2 separate regions of the Homo sapiens genome follow, and region 2 is linked to region 1. Evidence: chromatin contacts called from ENCODE Hi-C or POLR2A ChIA-PET data. All regions are on one chromosome and are shown on one strand. Each heading gives the region's core, a stretch centred on a gene start or an enhancer-like site at or near the end of the contact. The rest is flanking DNA. Distances are from core to core; before and after follow the strand shown.

Region 1 (4,253 bases), core at 956-3,455:
GCTCCCATCTGTATGCTTGCTGCTCTCTGAACAGCTTTGGCAGACCAACAAGGGCCTGATCCCATGGGTGCCAAAAGGGTGGTGACAGGAGGAGATGGGCACTTTGCACCTCTTGAATGCCTCTCTGCAGAGCCCCTTTGTCACCTACCCATGGCCAGACAGATCTGCCGCAGGACCGCTGGGGAAATCAAAGCACAAAAGCTTTGTCTGGGGTCTTTTTTTTCTTTTTTGGTTTTGTGCTGCAGGTGCCCATGACTTTGCCAGGGCTCAGACCCAGCGTCCTCAGGCCGTGTGGCCTCCACCCACTCCTTGGCGCCTTTCTTTAAAACACAGGTTCTGGATACTTTGTTCCTGTGATGAATCTTGGCATATCACCTCACACCTCTCCATCTAGGCCCCAAGCTCCAAGCCTGGTGGAGCAAATCCCTCCTCGTTGCTGGCTGAGGCCCCATTCCCGTCTGTACCCACCTCTCTGGGCTGTGCGGTGGGGAGATTTCCAGCCACTCCTCCCCAACACCATCTCCGCTTCCTGGGCCCTATCAGCAGCAGCCGCAGCTTCCCATCTGCTCCCCTCTTTTCTCCTCCCTTTCTTTCCCTTCCCCCCTGCTTGCTGCTGCCCTGGGAGGAGCTATTTTTAGGGGCTGCTTCCTGGGATGTTTTACTTGGGGCTGGTTACCATGAAGGAAATGTCACCAAAACAGTGGGCAAAGGCTGCAGGCACCGGGAGCCCTGCCGGGGGGCATGGAGAACAGACGGCTGACCCTTTTCTGGCCCTTGAGAGCAGCCAGAGTGCCCCCAGGCAGAGCCTTGCCTTCTTGGGGCTTGCTAGTGACCCCTTGGGGATTTTCTCTGTCAAAGCTGATTGAGGGCCTTTTCGCTATAGGGCATTTCTTGGAGCCTCTCGCTTCCCTTGCCTTGAGATCCAGAGGCCAAAGTGGGGCTCAGGTCTTTGTGTCACCAAGTTAAAACTGCTTGAGTGAGGGTTGAAGATAAGGGGAGGATGCTGGGTACATGCACAGAGCCTTGGGGGTTCACATGGGACCATTTCAGGCCCCGTCCCTCTGTATCACAGCCCCCAGCTAGTCACCAGGTGTACATGTGTGAGGGCATTAGAAACCATGGTCCTGCTCTTGTGTGTCGGATGGACTTTGCTTTTAATTGGAGACTCTTTGCATCTTTAGAGTGAGATTCAAAGAGGAAGGGATGTGGCATCACAGTGTCAGGGTGAGGTCGGTGGGATCGTGGCTTGGGATTCCCACTGGTCAGTGTCCCAGGCCCAGGGCTGTGCATAAGCAGCTGGGGAAGGTGGATTATGACATCAAATCCCTGCGATGTCCTTGTTTCTGCTCCTCAGAGTGCCAAGGGGACCAGACGGCGGCCTCTGCTGCTTGGGAAGAAGATGAAAGGCACTCAGGAGGGCAGCAAGTGAGGCCGCCTCCCATGGAGCCCTGAAATCAGTGGGGTTGCAGGAAGTTTCTCACATCCATGTTTAGGGTCATAGGCACAGACCTGCAAAATACCCTTTACAAAGTTAAGAATGTCTTTGAGATTGGAACTTGGGAGAGTCCTCAGTCAGAGTAGGAATGTGCATCCTTTCCCACGTACAGAGGATTGTATGTTTACGTGGCAGCAGGATCTTATTTGAAGCTAGTGCTGGCATTTGTGTTTTTTTTTTAGGAAAATGTCACTAAGTCAAGCAGGCCCATCCCTGAGAGGGCCATGGAGAATCTGTGGCCAGCCCTCCCTGGCCCCCTGACCTGGCAGAGGAAGGAAAGGGCATTGGAGTAGGCTTCTGTCTTCAGGCCAGAGGGGGAGGTGGTTCAGGGGCAGGCTTGGTGCACCCCTTGGCTGCAAGCTATCACCTCCCTATCTGCTTCCTCTTTTCTGCCTCCCCTGGTGCATCTGGTCACTTCTTGCTGCCCTTCCTGTGAAATCGTGGCACCTTGGACCAAGTCCTGAAGCACTTGGGCAGAAGGCGGGAGAGGTTGGGTTTCTAGGATCCTTGTTTCCCAGGGCCTGGCTCTGGCCTGGGCTCAGACCACTCTGGTCTAGGCAGGCTGCTGGGGAAAGGCTGGAGCTGCTTCTGCTTTCTGCTCCTGTTGCCACCTCTGCTAATGATGGGGAAAACCTGCAGAGGGCTGTGGTTGGAGCTGGGCTGAAGGCCGGCAGGGGTGGGTCTCTCCATGGCAGTAGCACACAGGCAGGCAGGAAGTGGCCCTGTGCAAAAGCGGGAAGTGGCAGTTGTCAAACAGGAAGGGGGGGGCTGGGCTGTGGGAGGGGCGGGGATGAGCCTGGTAGAAAGGTGCGTGGAGGAGGGTCCACCTTGGAAGGTCTGAGCCTCTCCCTAGTGGTTACTGGAAGGAGGGGTGTCTCAAGGGGAGACACCTTTGCAGCACCTTGAGATGCCGAGCCAGGGCCCTCCCACTGTGGACCAAGCCCATTCAGTGGCCTCGCCCTTTTTGGGGTTGGAGATGCTGCGTCCAGCTGGGATGCCCTTGCTTTTGGGAAAGATGCTCTAGAAACCACTACTCCATCCTGGAACCCCTCTGCTGCCACTGCTGCTGGGATGGACCCTCTGCTTTTTTGCAGCCGTGGGCCAGCCCTGGATGTGACTACAGGACAGGAAGTGTCAGGGGAAGAGACAGGAGACAACAGCTGGAGAGGCTGGGTGGTGGCCGGGCAGTATGTGGCAGCAGGAACGGGGAGAGCGGGGCAGGTAGAAACTGCTCTGTTCATTGAGGAGAGCTTGTGGATGGCAGGGTGCCACGGCTGCGAGGAAGAGGAGGGAAGCGGACAGTGGCACTTCCTGCGGCGTTCCCCTCTCTCTGAGGAGCCCCTGTTGCTGCCCATCACCTGCAGACTGTAGACACAGGTGGGCCCCGCCAAAACAGGGAGGGACACTCCACCTCCAGGACTGCAATGGAGGACCATGTGGGGAGCCCAGAAGCCAGGCAGGAGGGCTTAGTTGCTGTGTTGCAGACCCTGCATCTGCCTGGGCTGAGGGGACAGTGGGTCCCATTCACAGTGTCTCTGGTGATAGCTGTGGCCACAAGCCCAGCCCAGGAGACCCTGTCAAGCTTCTCACTGGGCCCTTGGAAAGGAGCTATATGCCAGACCTTATGCAAAACTCTTGACCTGTACCACCTCAGTTAAACCTCAGATCTTGCTGTCTCTATTTTAGAAGTGAGGAACCTCTTGGCCGGGTGCCGTGGCTCACGCCTGTAATCCCAGCACTTTGGGAGGCCGAGGCAGGCGGATCATAAGGTCAGGAGATCGAGACCATCCTGGCTAACACAGTGAAACCCCGTCTCTACTGAAAAATACAAAAAAATTAGCCGGGCATGGTGATGGGCGCCTGCAGTCCCAGCTACTCGGGAGGCTGAGGCAGGAGAAGGGCGTGAACCTGGGAGGCGGAGCTTGCAGTGAGCCGAGATCATGCCACTGCACTCCAGCCTGGGCAACAGAGTAAGACTCCATCTCAAAAAAAAGCAAAAAAAACAAACAAAAGAAGTGAGGAACCTCTTTCCCAAGATAATGTGCCTGGCTCACTGTCTCACCTACTTTGGGTCCTAATCAAATGTCACCTCCTTACTGAGGCTTTCTTGGACTGCCCTACTCAAATCTGCACTCCCCACTTTCTCTGCTTTTTCTACGCAGCACTTGCCGTGACATCTAACGTGCTGTTGAGTTTTCTTACTGTCCATCCCTCCCCCATACACAACCCACTAGAGTGTCAGCTCCATGAGGGCAGGGATTTTTGTCTGTTTTGTTCGCCACTGTCTTCCTAGCATCTTGAATACTGTCTGTCACATAGTAGGCCTCAGTAAATATTTCTTTTTTTTTTTTGACTTGCTCTGTCACCCCAAGCTGGAGTGTAGTGGCCCAATCTTGGCTCACTGCAGCCTCCACCTCCTGGGTTCTAGTGAGCACATTTGGCTAAATTTTGTATTTTTAGTAGAGATGGGGTTTTGCCATGTTGGCCAGGCTGGTCTTGAACTCCTGACCTCAAGTGATCCACCCACCTTGGCCTCCCAAAGTACTGGACTGGGATTACAGGCGTGACCCACCGCGCCCAGCCACGATAAATATTTCTTGAAGGAATGAATGAAGCTCGGGTGGGTTTAATAGCTTGCTGGATGTGGCAGTGTTGGGCTCAATCCAGGGCTGTCTGACTTCAAAACCGATGTGTTGTTAATTGCCATACTCCACAGCTTAGAATCAGAATGAGGATCAAGGTATAGTCCTGGGGTTCA
Region 2 (4,253 bases), core at 1,077-3,576, 190 kb before region 1:
AAAAAGATGCATTGTTTGCCTAAGAGTGAAGTACTATGGAACAGAACACTTGAAAATTTTATTTCATGGAGGTCGCAGTTCCTGGAGCACACCCAAGGAAACAGGTGTTTACATACCACGATCCCTGTATTAGAGAGAGAGAGCTTGTTGCAGAGCCCACAAACATATCTGATCAAACAAGGCTACGACGACACTTGGGAGATGGGAAGGAAACAGGTGGAGGGAAGGAAGTGAGAACATGAGAATCTGGTCAGTGAGGTTTTCTCCACCTGGCCACTGCACCCAGCACCTCCCTCACTGTCATCTCCAACCAGTCTGGCCCCAGTATAATTATGTGGCAGGCAAAATCAATTGTCAGGGCTATTCTTCCTCTTTTCTTAGCCCTTGTTGAGATCTTCCCTTCCCTTCCCATCCTGTCAGGGTCTTTCAGACATCAAGAAAGGCATAGATCACTTCCCAGTCTGAGAAGTCCATCATATTTAAAAATGAAGAAATGCCAAAACAGGTTCATAAAAATGGTGGTCTATTTAAGTGCTTACATTTAATATTTTAATTGCATGATCAACTTTTGTCTGGGCTGGAGTGCAGTGGCACGATCACGGCTCACCACAGCCTTGACCTCCTGGGCTCAAGTGATCCTCCTACCTTAGCCTCCCGAGTAACTGGGACTACAGGTGCATGCCACCATGCCCAGGTAATTTTTTGTATTTTTAATAGAGATGGGGTTTTGCCATGTTGCCCAGGCTGGTCTTGAACTCCTGGGCTCAAGCAATCTGGCCACCTCAGCCTCCCAAAGTGCTGGGATTACAACGTGAGCCACCACACCTGGCCATGAACAACATCTTTTAAAACTTCTTTTTTTCCTGTGACTACATACATGGCCTTATTTGAAGATAATATTAAAGTCCAGACCCTTCATAATATAAGGCCTGAGTGAGAAGACAGGGGTTTGGGGTACAGGCAGGCCCTCAAGCTCTCTCTGCCTTCCCGCATATTAAGAACCTACCTTCAGACAAAGATCTAAGTGAAAATGACTGCTAAGGCCCCCCAAATTATCCCTTCATTAGATATTTAAGATTTAAATTGTTAACCTAAGGAATGAACTCCAATATAAAATTTCAGGCATCAGCAACTGAGAGTTCAGCCATTCTAGTATGCTTCAAATAGGAAGTACTGCCTCTATCAATTCACTGGAATTTATATATACATATAATTTTTTTTTAAATAATAAAAATAGAGCCAGGGATGGTGACTCACACCTATAATCCCAGCGCTTTGGGAGGCTGAGGTGGGAGGATTGCTTGAGCCCAGGAGTTTGAGAACAGCCTAGACTACGTAGCGAGACCCTATCTCTACGAAAAATTTTAAAAAATTAGCCATGCATGATGGCATGTACCTGTAGCCCCAGCTATTCAGGAGGCTGAGGGGAGAATTGTTTGATCCCAGAAGTCTGAGGTTACAGTGAGCTAAGATCATGCCACTGTACTCTATCCAGCCTGGGAGACAGAGCAAGACTCCATCTTTAAGAAAATTTTAAATAATAATAATTTAGAAAATAATATATGTGAAGATTTCAAAAGACTCAGGAGATAGGTGAAGAAATTTCTTTTCTATGTTAATATGAAGCATTTGGCACAGATTGTACTTTAAAACAGTAGAGATGGACGCATTCTGTGGCATATCAGTAATAGCTGATATGCTTTGCTCCTGGAGTTGCCATTTTGAGAAAGGTCAAGGATCCTCAGCCATTAGTCACCTAGACACCTGACTGAAGGCCACAAGCATAGTTACAGTTTTTAGGAGGGAGTCAGGAACACAGAGTACAATGACAAGCTTTAATCTAATTCAAGTAGCAAGTATGCAGCACCAACTCACACGGGTGTACACTGTGTGATAATATTAATACATGCTGTTCCAACCCTGTACTCCTACATTTAAAGATCCTACAGACCTCATCCACAAAGTATTCCTTTCCCTGTCCCAACTCTCTTAAAGTACAACATAATGCAAAGTGGACTTCTTGTTCTTATCAAGGCCAAACAGTGATAGTACAGGACACTGCATGAGTACACCCAAAACTAAAAATAAAACCACAAGGATGCAGCTTAAATATATACAATTTCCATTTGTCAATTATATCTCAATAAAGCTAAGGGGAAAACTGAATTTTAAAAAATAACCCACAATGAGTCATATTGAAAACATTCAAAACATTTCAAGGGAAACACCAAACCCTTTGCTAGAGGATGTATACTAGATAACAAAGCCTAAACACACACACACACCCATCATGAGCACACACACACACAAAACCCACAGGCTCACTAAATTCTCTTATTTCAGATTATTGAGATTAGGAGGGTATGCAGCCAGTTTTGACTTCAAATAAAACAGGACTCTGTCCAAGTCAATTGATAACTGAAGGGGAAGCAGCATGTTGGGAAAGAATGGGAGAGGAACAAACGTTACAGCTGCCCAAGCTATATGTTCCTCAAGTCTTGGTAAGTAGTTTATTTTAAAGATGTGTATAAGTCACAATCTTTAAATCCTTTAAAACCTGAATAACCAGTCCTGTTCTTTCTCCCTTCTTCCCTTATTCTCTTGTCAAATCTAGCGTCAGTGCAGATTCTGAGTGTGCAGAGTTCAATCAAGAACTCTGCTACCTCCTGGTCCATCAGCTCCACAGTCCTTCCTCCATCTCATACTAGGGTTGCAGCAGAAATAGACTGAGTATACAAGCAAGAGTGTCTTACAGATACTAGCAGTTTTCAAATGTATGTTGATTCTGTTGTGATGAATAAAATTTTTAAATTATCTTAAAATATTACTAAATTGGCCAGGCGTGGTGGCTAACGCCTATAATCCCAGTATTCTGGGAGGATTGACTGAACCCAGGAGTTCTAGACCCACCTGGACAACATAGTGAGATCCCATCTCTAAAAAAAAAAAAATTTTTTTTTTCTTTTAGTTAGCCAGGTATGGTAGCATGCATGCCTATAGTCCCAGGTACCTGGGAGGCTGAGATGAGAGGATCACCTGAGCCCAGGAGGCTGAGGCTGCAATGAGTTGTGATCACACAACTACATTCCAGCCTAGGTGACATAGCAAGATCCTGTCTCAAAAAATTATATAAAATAAAATAAAATATTATGAAATTCACTGTATCATTTGTTTGTTTGTTTGAAATAGAGTCTCACTTTGTCACTCAGACTAGGGTGCAGTGACATGATCTCCACTCACTGCAATCTCTGCCTCCCAGGTTCAAGCCATTCTCCCACCTCAGCCTCCCAAGTAGCTGGGACTACAGGCACTCCTCACCATGCCCAGCTAATTTCTGTATTTTTAGTAGAGACGGGTTTCCACCATGTTAGCCAGACTGGTCTTGAACTCCTGACCTCAAGTGATCTGCCCACCTTAGCCTCCCAAAAGGCTGGGATTACAGGTGTGAGCCATCGCACCCGGCCTGTATCTTTTTGTTTTTATGCATTTCTTAATCAAGAAATAATTTAAAATCTCACTATTATTATTTTGTTGTTGGTTTTTCTGTTTTTGTTTTTTTTTGAGACATAGTCTTGCTCTGTCACCCAGGCTGAAGTGCAATGGCGTGATCTCAGCTCACTGCAACCTCCACCTCCCAGGCTCAAGCAGTTCTCCTGCCTCAGTCACCCGAGTAGCTGGGCCTACAGGTGTGCAGCATCACGCCCAGCTAATTTTTGTATTTTTGGTAGAGACGGGATTTCACCATGTTGGCTACACTGGTCTTGAACTCCTGGCCTCAAGTAATCCTCCTGCCCTGGCCTCCCGAAGTGCTAGGATTAAAGGCGTGAGCCACCACGCCCAGCCTAAAATTTCACTATTATTACTTAAAGGTCCTTATGCTGAAAAAAAGTAGGCAATCACTGTTCTACAGTAGAATGTAATAAAAGAGTTACAGGCGTGGCAACCTAAACACAAAATGAAGTGATAGATACAATAAGAGGATATTTTTCACTTATGAAGAAAACTGGCAAAAACTAGGATGTAGATTAAAAGAAGAAGAACACAGTCTGGAGAAACAAGCCAACAGCAGGCTAACGTCTATCAACAGTCATTCTAAAAAAAGATAATTAGCAACAAATAATTAACAGAATTCAGAACCCAGAAGAATCACAAACTTGTAACCACCTAACAATATTGCTTTGAAATATGTAGAGCTAACACTGACAATTATAAGAAAAACAGACAGGTCTACAATTAGTATAGGAGATTTTTAA

The links. Hi-C counts contacts between places; a loop is a spot of excess contacts on that map. ChIA-PET counts read pairs that join two places held with the same protein, here RNA polymerase II (POLR2A). Pooled maps may share reads with other maps.
Region 2: a loop to region 1 is called in a pooled map, with 2.4 times the contacts of the local background. The contact joins two enhancer-like sites. A Hi-C loop is called at or near these places in 6 of 50 pooled maps. POLR2A ChIA-PET finds 5 or more read pairs at or near these places in 7 of 52 experiments (A549, CD4-positive, alpha-beta T cell, CD8-positive, alpha-beta memory T cell and 4 more).

What each region holds. Positions count from the first base shown.
Region 1 is chr10:73,863,888-73,868,140 of GRCh38, reverse strand. All of the region lies in intron 2 of CAMK2G (calcium/calmodulin dependent protein kinase II gamma), which reads left to right. Among named protein-coding and RNA genes, the nearest start is that of CAMK2G, 8.5 kb to the left of the region's middle. Within about 2 kb of position 2,205, at least 17 of the 41 ENCODE cell types and tissues checked have a DNase peak (open chromatin) inside an H3K27ac peak, as active enhancers do.
Region 2 is chr10:74,054,229-74,058,481 of GRCh38, reverse strand. The region is part of intron 2 of VCL (vinculin); the gene reads right to left. Among named protein-coding and RNA genes, the nearest start is that of VCL, 58 kb to the right of the region's middle. Within about 2 kb of position 2,326, at least 8 of the 41 ENCODE cell types and tissues checked have a DNase peak (open chromatin) inside an H3K27ac peak, as active enhancers do.